2 separate regions of the Homo sapiens genome follow, and region 1 is linked to region 2. A link is an interaction called in ENCODE POLR2A ChIA-PET data of the cell type or tissue named here. Cell type or tissue: CD4-positive, alpha-beta T cell. All regions are shown on one strand. Each heading gives the region's core, and the rest is flanking DNA. Links, peaks and the distances in the headings are about the cores only.

What was found. Peaks named below come from ENCODE experiments on the same cell type or tissue, not always from the same donor. Only the 100,000 strongest peaks of a DNase experiment are listed, where the experiment ranks them.
Region 1: POLR2A ChIA-PET joins it to region 2 with 5 read pairs; 2 of 35 experiments call an interaction of 5 or more read pairs at or near these places.

Annotation. Positions count from the first base shown.
Region 1 is chr19:9,594,081-9,599,452 of GRCh38, reverse strand. LOC105376914 (a long non-coding RNA gene) reads left to right here and starts at 3,114. Exons shown (of 2, transcript XR_936311.3): 1 at 3,114-3,209. In CD4-positive, alpha-beta T cell, for the core only: no CTCF peak of the experiment used is centred there; no DNase peak of the experiment used is centred there.
Region 2 is chr19:9,864,392-9,869,763 of GRCh38, reverse strand. All of the region lies in intron 1 of OLFM2 (olfactomedin 2), which reads left to right. Among named protein-coding and RNA genes, the nearest start is that of PIN1, 32 kb to the right of the region's middle. In CD4-positive, alpha-beta T cell, for the core only: no CTCF peak of the experiment used is centred there; a DNase peak (open chromatin) is centred at 3,323; H3K27ac peaks cover 461 bases.

The DNA of each region.
Region 1 (5,372 bases), core at 304-5,303, 270 kb after region 2:
CAACCTGCCACTCCAGAGCTCAAGCGATTCTCCTGCTTCAGCCTCCCAAGTAGCTTGGATTACATGCCTCCACTACCATGCTGGGCTAATTTTTGTATTTTTAGTAGAGACGGGGTGTCGCCATGTTGGCTATGCTGGTCTGGAACTCCTTAGCTAAGTGATCTGCCTGCTTCAGCCTCCCAAAGTGCTGGGATTACAGTGTGAGTTGTCACGCAAAACCTGGTTGACAGGGGGTCCCTCACCTGGGAAACTTGTTTATACTGATAGATGACCTAGGCCGCTCTTTTTTTTTTTTTTTTTTTTTTTTTTAAGATGGAGTCTCCCTGTGTCTCCCAAGCTGGAGCGCAGTGGCCCGATCTTGGCTTACTTCAACCTCCGCCTCCTGGGTTCAAGCAGTTCTCCTGCCTCAGCCTCCCCGAGTAGCTGGGACTACAGGCATATGCCACCACACCCAGCTAATATTTTTGGTATTTTTAGTAGAGACGAGGTTTCACCATGTTGGCCAGGCTGGTCTCAAACTCTTGACCTCAGGTGATCCGCTCACCTTGGCCTCCCAAAGTGCTGGGATTACAGGCGTGAGTCACCGTGCCCAGCGACATAGCTGCTCTTGTCTGACCTGTGTTCAGTTTATGCCTGCCTGATCATCACTCTGACACTGGAAACCTGACCTTGTGTCCCCACCAGCTCCCTGGGGAAATCTCAACCAGGGGCGGCCCCTGGTTCTTCAGATGGTATGTGCAAATTCAAAACACCACCCCAATAGGACATAATTTCAAAGATTTATTGCTTACACGTCCTGGGAAGGGAGGGCAAAATGAGTTTTGAGGACAGTCTTCCATCCATGGGTCACGCAAGGCAGGGATGAGAGGCAGAGAAGGAGGGAGGTTGTGGCAGCTAGCTGTATACATAAGGGAATAGGGTGTGAGTCACTTTAAATTTAGGAGCAAATACATGGATAGTCAGTTTAAAGGAAGTAGGAGGAAAACACTATCTTGGGCAGGAAAGATGTCTCTAGATTCTTTCTAGATTTTTTTTTTTTTGAGACACAGTTTTGCTCTGTCACCCAGGCTAGAGTGCAGTGGTGTGATCTCGGCTCACTGCGAGCTCTGCCTCCCGGGTTCACTCCATTCTGCCTTGGCCTCCTGGGTAGCTGGGAGTACAGGTGCCCACAACCACGCCCGGCTAATTTTTTTGTGTGTGTTTTTAGTAGAGACGGCGATTCACTGTGTTAGCCAGGATGGTCTCAATCTCCTGACCTCGTGATCCACCCGCCTCGGCCTCCCAAAGTGCTGGGATTACAGGCGTGAGCCACCGCGCCTGGCCAATTCTTTCTGCATTCTTATCTCTAGCCACAGGCTTGAGCTGATTGGGTGTGGTGTTTATTTATTTACTTATTTTTTTGAGATGGAGTCTCTGCACCCAGGCTGGAGTGCAGTGTAGCGATCTTGGCTCACTGCAACCTCTGCCTCTTGGGTTCAAGCAATTCTCCTGTCTCAGCCTCCTGAGTATCTGGGACTACAGGCACGCACCAGCATGCCCAGCTAATTTTTGTATTTTTTAGTAGAGATGGGGTTTCACCATATTGGCCAGGCTGGTGTCGAACTCCTGACCTCGTAATCCACCCACCTCAGCCTCCCAAAGTGCTGGGATTAAAGGCCTGAGCCACTGTGCCTGGCCTCTTTGTTAATTTTTTAAAATATTAAATATGTAAAGGAATAAAGGGCCAAGCACAGTGGCTCATGTCTGTAATCCCAACAATGTAGGAGGCCAAGGCTGAGCATGGTGGCTCATGCCTGTAATCTGAGCACTTTGGGTGGCCTTGGCAGGTGGATCACAAGGTCAGGAGATCAAGAGCATCCTGGCCAACATGGTGAAACCCCGTCTCTACTAAAAATACGAAAATTCACTGGGCGTGGTGGCTGGCACCTGTAGTCCCAGCTACTTGGGGGGCTGAGGCATGAGAATCACTTGAACCCAGGAGGCAGAGGTTGCAGTGAGCTGAGATCAGTCCACTGCACTCCAGCCTGGCAACAGAGTGAGAGTCTGTCTCAAAAAAAAAAAAAAGAAATGTGGGAGGCCAAGGATAGAGAATCACTTTAGAGTTGTTGAGTGTGAATTCGAAGTTTCCCTTCAAAGAATTAATATGTCAGTATGCTCAATTCTTTGCCTTCTACTTTTAAACTTCCTCGTAAAGCAACCTTTTCCACCCTGACACATTCTACTCCTTGACTCATTACCTACTCCACCCTGACTCATTCTGCTCATTCAGATTACCTTCTCCACCCTGACTCATTCATTCCAATTCATTTCATAACCATTTTTCCTGCCAAACCACTCACCCCGTCCATCTCTTTAAATTAATCAGTTGGAATTAGTTTAGCCTGTGTGGTCTAACTCTACCCAATAGGGGAATGACACAGCAGTAGGGACCAGGTGCATCAGTAATAAGAACGCCTTTCCCTCCTTTGTGAAGGTGTGTGCCCACCATTGCTCCATCTGTGAGAGCACACCCTTCTATAGAAGTACCTTGCCTTGCTGAGAATTAAAAATAAAATTTTATATTTGAATGCGATTTCTTTTTCTTTTTTTTTTTTTTTTTGAGATGGAGTCTCACTCTGTTGTCCAGGCTGGGGTTCAGTGGTGTGATCTCTGCTCACTGCAAGCTCCACCTCCCAGGTTCACACCATTCTCCTGCCTCAGCCTCCTGAGTAGCTGAGACTACAGGTGCCCGCCACCACGCCCGGCTCATTTTTTGTATTTTTTAGTAGAGATGGGGTTTCACTGTGTTAGCCAGGATGGTCTCGATCTCCTGCCCTTGTGATCCACCCACCTAGGCCTCCCAAAGTGCTGGAATTACAGACATGAGCCACTGCATCTGGCCTCGAGTGCTATTTCTTTTGCAGCACTGAAACTTATTATATAACAATTTGGGGGCTCATCCAGGATTACATTCCCCTCTGGGGGTGGTCTCTGGTTCTCTCTCTTGAGGAGGCATGCACCCCACCCTTTGTGGTGGCCTCATAGGGGAGAAATCAGAACCCACCCATTGTGAGGAATAACCCTAGCTCTAAGCAATGCAGGAAAAAAACAACTGGCCAGCAACCTAGCTTAAAGGATCCTCACATACTGCAGTGATGACTCTGTGCACCTACCAAGGAAGGAGATGCCACAGGAGCCAGTAAAGTATTTCCTTGGTGGTCAGGAACAAGGTAAGAAAGCCACGGGGGTTGGGGGTGGGTGCAGTGAAGTACTCCTTGGTCAGGGTGGCTAAGTGGTTAAAAAGAGGTGAGACATCCCCATTGTTGGGGGGGATTGAACCTCACACAAACCTCCAATAGTAGAAAAGGCAAGAAATTTCCAGAGGGGAAATTGAGCCTTACCCCAAAAGGCAAAAAGTTTCCAGTGAAAATTAAGCCTCACCCTGAAAGGTGAGAAATTTCCAGTAAGGGAAACTGAACCTTGAACCTTACCCCAAAACCATCAAGATGGGAAATACCCCAAGCAAGACAGGGAGCAAGGGGGATAAAGATGGTAACAAAGATATTCCCCCAGATAGCCCCCTAGGTCTCATGCTGAAACACTGGAAGGATAATGAAAGGACTAAACATAGGAAAAAGCAACAAATAATAAAATATTGCTGTTTTATTTGGACTCAGGGACCCATCCTTAATTCCTCAATCTTCTGGCCAAAGTTTGAATCAACTGAGGATGTAATGTGTCAGCTTCCAATCTGATATGTTAATAATAAAAGTCCAGTGTCTCAAGAAGAACTACGCTATGCCCTTTGTTGGAGGCAAGGACCAGCCCTCCTTTTTCCCTTAAAAACAAATAGGGAAGAACCCAATCTGGCACCTCAAAATGAAAAGTCAGAGGAGCCAGATCTCATGCCTAAAGACTCCAGTGCATGGGATCCCCTAAACTATCTTCCTCCATTCAGTATCCCCAATCTTTCCCCTCAGACAGCCACTTCCACCTCAGATCCCATTCTAAACTCCCCCTCTACTCGTGTTATCCCTCCTCCTTATAACCCTGACTCTTGGGAATTACCATCCCACCAGCCTGTCCTCCCCCCAACCTAAATACCCCTCTCTAAAAGGACTCCAGCGTGAGGTAGAACAATGTAAAAAAGATACTCAGAATTTTCCGCTTCCCTCCATACCTAAGAGGTCAGCCCTGACCTTATTCCCTTTGAAAGAGGTACCACAAGGAGTGGGGGCCAATGGCTTTGTAATTGGCTTTGTAAATGCTCCCTTAACCAGTTCAGAAGTCCGGAATTTTAAAAAGGAGCTTAAACCACTACTAGATGACCTTTACAGAGTGGCAGACCAAATTGACCAATTCTTAGGACCTCAGTTACACTTGGGTCGAGTTAATGTCCATCTTGGCCGTCCTCTTTTCAGGGGAAAAAAGGAGTATGATTCCTAGGGCTGCTATGGTACTTAGGGAACGTGAGCACCCTCCCGGTAAAAACGTTCCTACCGCGGAACAGAAATTCCCCACCCAAGACCCCCGGTGGGACAATAACAACGCAGATCACCGGGAAAATATGCAGGACCTAAGGGAGATGATAATAAAAGGAAATCAGGAATCAGTACCCTGAACCCGCAATCTTTCTAAAGCGCTTGATATACAACAGGAAAAGGATGAAGGGACTGTGAGATTCCTAGACAGACTGAGGGAGCAAATGAGGCAATATGCAGGCCTTACTTTGGATGATCTCCTTGGGCAAGGAATGTTGAAACTCCAATTTGTCAGTAAAAGTTGCCTAGACATTTCAAAAAAGTTATAAAAAATAGACAATTGGGAAGACCGTCCTCTAAGTGAGCTTCTCAGGGAAGCTTAGAAAGTACATGTGAAACGGGATGAAGAAAAACAGAAACAAAAAACAAAACTTATGTTTTCCACCTTCCAACAGATGGCTCCAAACCCAGGTACTTCTAGACAGAGCTTCCAGGGACCTAGAAAGTATAAAGGGTCTGAACCCTGTTTTAAAGGCCCCCAGCCTCCATCTGGAGGACAAAGGTCCTCATCTACCAGGCCCCCTAAAGAGTATGGGGGGACAGGGTTAAAGAATCCCAGAACTAAGAGGGAGGAAGGACAAGATATGTGCTATAGATGTGGAAGAACAGGCCACTTCAAGAGAGAATGTCCTGAACTAAGGAGAAAGAAGCCCTTCCACTCATGACTTTCAAGGAATAGGGGGGTCAGGGGCCCTGTCTCTTTTATCTTGAGTCCCACCAGGAGCCCTTGATCAATTTGGATGTGGGACCTAAACATGAGCTTATCGCCTTTTTAGTCGATTCAGGGGCTGCTCGCTCCTGTTTGTTTCCCCCCATCTAATGTTGGCTCCTCCTCAGAGGAACTTTTAGTTT
Region 2 (5,372 bases), core at 223-5,222:
TGCCTGTAGTCCCAGATGCTCAGGAAGCTGATGGCCAGAGGATCGCTTGAGGTCAGGAGTTCGAGGCTGAAGTGAGCCATGATTGTGCCACTGCACTCCAGCCTGGACGATAGAGTGACACCCTGTCTCTTAAAAAATAAAAATAATAGTATTAGCAGACACTTGTGTAGCTCTTACTACATGCTGATGACTGTTCTAATTGCTCTTATATATATTATGAACTCATTTGATCCTCCTAGCAACCCAGAGAAGTAGGTAGTCATCATGTCCATTGTACAAATGAAAAAACTAAGAAAGACACAGAGAGGTTAAGCCACTTGCTGAGGTCACACAGCAAGCGAATGGTGAAGCCAGAACTTAAACCCAGGCAGCCTGACTCCAGGACCCTGCTCTTACCAGTTGGCCCTACTCTACCATCCCAGGAGGAATAAGAAACATCTAGAGGAAACTAGTCACTTCTATCGTAAGGATATTGCCCGGAGAGATGCTGGTGACATCACGTGGAATCCTTTTTGGGAGGACTGTGGGAGAAATCCCTGCCAAAAATAATTGAGCTTTCTCCTGAGCATCTGGTGTACTTTTGTTTCAGGACACTGAGAACCGCATAAATGACCAGCTTTCCCTTTCTGAGTTGGCTGCTAAGGAGCTTGGAGCCAAACTTATGGCCCGGCCATATGCTGATTGTTCAGGTTTTTAAGGGATGAGTTTTTCTTAGCCTCGTTTCTGGCTCTGTTTTATGTCCCTGCTTTTGTTTTTCTTCTTTTTCTCCCTTGCCAAAAAAAAAAAAAAAAATTTAAGGGACTTTTAAAAATCTTTTTTTTTTCTTTTGAGATAGGGTCTCACTTTGTCACGCAGGCTGGAGTGTAGTGGCGCCTTCATAGCTCACTGCAGCCATGAACTCCTGGGCTCAAGTGATCCTCCTACTTCAGCTTCCTGAGTAGCTGGCACTGCAGGCATGTGCCACCATGCTAATTTTTAAATTTTTTGTAGAGATGAGGTTTTACTATGTTGCCCAGGCTGGTCTCAAACTCCTGGGCTCAAGTGATTCTCCTGCCTTGGCTTCCCAAAGTGTTGGGATTACAAGCGTGAGCCACTGCACCCGGCCCTAAAAATCTTTATAAGAACAATACACGTTCATTGTAGAAAACTTGGAAAATAAGATAAATTTAAAGATGGTGATTAAAATCTCCATTAATCTCTAATTTTTAATGACTGCATAGTATCTCATTCTGTAGATGCATCTTAAATTTGTAAATTGGCTGGACACAGTGCCTCACGCCTGTAATCCCAATACTTTGGGAGGCTGAGGTGGGAGAACTGCTTGAGCCCAGGAATTTGAGACCAGGCTGGGCAACATAGCTAGTCCCTGTTTCTACAAAAAATCTTTTTAAAAATTAGCCTGGGCCAGGCGTGGTGGCTCACACCTGTAATCCCAACACTTTGGGAGGGTAAGGCGGGCAGATCACCTGAGGTCAGGAGTTCAAGACCAGCCTGGCCAACATGGTGAAACCTCGTCTCTACAAAAATACAAAAATTAGCCGGGCATAATGGCAGGTGCCTGTAATCCCAGCTACTCCAGAGACTGAGGCAGGAGAATCACTTGAACCCTCGAGGTGGAGATTGCAGTGAGCCAAGATCACGCCATTGCACTCCAGCCTGGGCAACAGAGGGAGACTCCATCTCAAAAAAAAAAATTAGCCTGGTTTAGTGGCTCACACCTGTAGTCCCACCTACTCAGGAGACAGAGGTGGGAGGATCGCTTGAGCCTTTGGACATCAAGGCTGCAGTGAGCTATGATCATGCCACTGTACTCCAGCCTGGGTGGCAGAGCAAGACCCTGTCTCCAAAAAAAAAAAATTTTTTTTCTAGCATGTGTAATAGCTTTTGATCAAATTAATTTCTAATTGTCCAATTTTAAACAATGCTTAATGAACCTCCCTTGCAACAATCAGATGCTGTCCACAAAGTTTCCATGGGCTGAATTCTTAGCTTTGGATTGGCCGAATAAAATGCAAATTGCAGAAACTGTAATGGCTTGGCTGTGGACTGGCAGGCTGTCCTCCAAAAATATCTAATCCCCGCTCTCATATTTAATTGGCGCTATCTTATGGTATTTTACATATCCTTGTAAACCACTTAGAGTCCTCTCTGGAACAAGGCAGGGCACAAATAAATATGTAAGCCCCAAGGTGCCTTGGCTTCCTGATTAAATTATCCAGCCTCAAACACAATAATAGCTTCATTTTATTAAGAGGCAGGCGCTTGCTCTCTTCCTGTTGGCTACTTCCTGATAGCCAATGCTTCTCCTGTCCCCAGGACCCTGTAGCAATGCCTCCGTCCCCAGGGAAACACCAGGAATTGTTTTTTTTTGTTGTTGTTATTGTTGTTTTTTTGAGACGGGGTCTCGCTCTATTGCCCAGGCTGGAGTGCAATGGCACGATCTCGGCTCACTGCAACCTCTGCCTCCTGGGTTCAAGCAATTCTTCTGCCTCAGCCTCCTGAGTAGCTGGGCTTACAGGTGCCTGCCACCACGTCTGGCTAATTTTTGTATTTTTAGTAGAGATGGGGTTTCACCATGTTGGCCAGACTGGTCTGGAACTCCTGACCTCAGGTGATCCGCCCACCTTCACCTCCCAAAGTGCTGGGATTACAGGCGTGAGCCACCATGCCTGGCCACCAGGAATTGTTTTTGAACCAAGATATAGGTGGTGGAGTAGTAGGAGATGATGATCCCTGGCCCGACAGCAAGAACAGCTTTCCCTGCCTGTGTCCTACTCAGTTAATCCTGGACCTGTTTTAGAGGCTGGTGTTTAATTAGGGCAGCCTCAGCAAAAGTGTTTGTAAGATTTCAGCCAGAAAAGACATTTGAGGAACAGATACTTGAGTGCATAGCTTCACTCCCTTAAAGCCCATTAGCAGGAATATTAAACCCTGAACCAAGAGCTCAGCAAAGAGAGAGTGGGTTGGCAGGGCCGTCGTGATAGCTCACGCCTATAATTCCAGCACTTTGGGAGGCCAAGGCGGGTGGATCACTTTAGCCCAGGAGTTCAAGATCGGCCTAGGAAATGTAGTGAGATCCCCGTCTCTACCAAAAAAAATAGCCAGTCGTGATGGTGCATGCCTGTAGTCCCAGCTGCTCGGGAGGCTGAGGTGGGAGGATTGCTTGAGTCAGGGAAGTTGAGGCTGCAGTGAGCCTAGATCATGCCACTGCACTCCAGCCTAGGCAACAGAGCAAGACCCTGTCTCAAAAAAAAAAAAAAAAAAAAGTGGGTTGGCTTCTTTAGTACATCTGCCACATCCGAGGTGAGACAGGCTGCTAGACCACAGACTTCTATGCTGGAGAACGCCTGTGTTCTTGCACCTGCTGTTGTAAGCATTTCCCCTAGAGTAGGACACTCTCTGTTCCTCTCTAGTCTTCTGACTGCCAAGAACTCTTGACTTTGTTTCCAAGCTAGACCCAGTCTGGGAGAGCTAGCACATGGTACATTCCAGAACATTCCAGCGGTTCCTAGGGACATGCATTAACTGCATATCTGAACTTAAACCCAATGGGCAAAACTCAGGACCTCTGCCTGCTGCGATCTGGCAGCCAAAACCCAGGCATTTAATTACACTGCTGCAGAGAACACTCCGGTGAGATGCGTCCAACGCAGACAATTATTTTAGGAAAACCATGGAGGCCTTCTCTCTGCACCACTTAAATCTTGCTTCTCTTTTACAATTCAATATTTCCTCTGTCGAGAGAAAATGGCTTATTTGCTTCAACGGACACGCTAGGCAATGTAGGAAGATGTTAATTACGTTGAACCGGCGGCTTTGTCTCTGCACAAAAGATATTCCTTGGGGGTTTCTATCCAAATTGCTTGGGGACTAGAGCCAGGGGAGGAGGGGCAGGGATGCTTGGGCTCCTGTTTGATGTTTTTCTTTGTTTTTTTTTTTTTTTTTTAAGAATGAGATTTATCAAGAAGGGAGGGCCGGGCACGGTGGCTCATGCCTGTAATCCCAGCATTTTGGGAGGCCAAGGCGGGTGGATCATTTGAGGTCAGGAGTTCAAGACCAGCCTGGCCAACATGGCGAAACCCTGTCTCTACTAAAAATACAAAAATTAGCCAGGCGTGGTGGTGCATGCCTGTAATCCCAGCTACTTGGGAGGCTGAGGCAGGAGAATTGCTTGAACCTGGGAGGCAGAGGCTGCAGTGAGCCGAGATCCCGCCATTGCACTCCAGCCTGGGCGACAGAGCAAGACTCCCTCTCAAAAAAAAAAAAAAAAAAAAAAAAGAAAAAACAGAGAGGTAACAGTGACTCATGCCTTGTAATCCCAGTGCTTTGGGAGGCTGAGGCAGGAGGATCGCTTGAGCCCAGGAGTTTGAGACCATACTGGACAATATAGCAAGACTCCCATCTCTACAAAAAAATTTAAAAATTAGTAGGTGCGATGGTGAGACTAAAGGCCTTTAGTCTCAGCTACTCGGGAGGCTGAAGTGGGAGGAATCACTATTTAAGCCCAGGAGGTTGAGGCTGCCAAAAGCCCTGATAGTACCACTGCACACCAGCCTGGGTGACCAAGTGAGACTCCATCTCCAAAAAAAAAAAAAGAGGAGAAGAAGAAGAAGGGAGGTGGGAGAGTAGTTCTGGATCCTCCCAGAACCAAAGGGGCAGGCTTTCTTGGGGTATTCCTCTTGTACTGGGCCATCCTTGTTGTCTTAGGTCAGGCTCTTTCAGGGAGGATTTAAGTGCAGGTATCCACCTAAGATACCCCAGGAAGAACCAGTGGGGGAGCAGTGAAGTGAGAGAGGAGGTGAAGGAAACCCGTGCCGGGAGACTTAATGAGTACGCCAGGCGCAGTGGCTCACACCTGTAATACCAGCACTTTGAGAGGCCGAGGCAGGTGGATCGCTTGAGCCCAGGAGTTCAAGACCAGCCTGGGCAGCAAAGCAAGACTATCTCTACAAAAGGAAAAAAAAAAAAAAAAAAAAGCTGGGTGTGTTGGTACCTGCCTGTAGGCCCAGCTACTCAGGAGGCAGATGTGGGAGGGGATGGCTTAAACCCAGGAGTTCGAGGCTGCAGTAAGCTAGGATTGCACCACTGCACTCCAGTGGTGGGTGACAGCAAGACCCAGACCTGAGCGACAGCAAGACCCCATCTTAAAAAAATAAATAAATGTGCCAGGCGCAATGGCTCTCGCCTGCAATCCCAGCACTTCGGGAGGCCAAGGTGGACGGATCACTTGAGGCCAGGAGTTCGAGACCAGCCTGACCAACATAGTGAAACCCTATCTCTACTAAAAATACAAAAATTAGCCAGGCATGGAGGTGGGTGATTGTAATCCTAGCTACTCGGGAGGCTGAGGCATGAAAATCGCTTGAACCCAG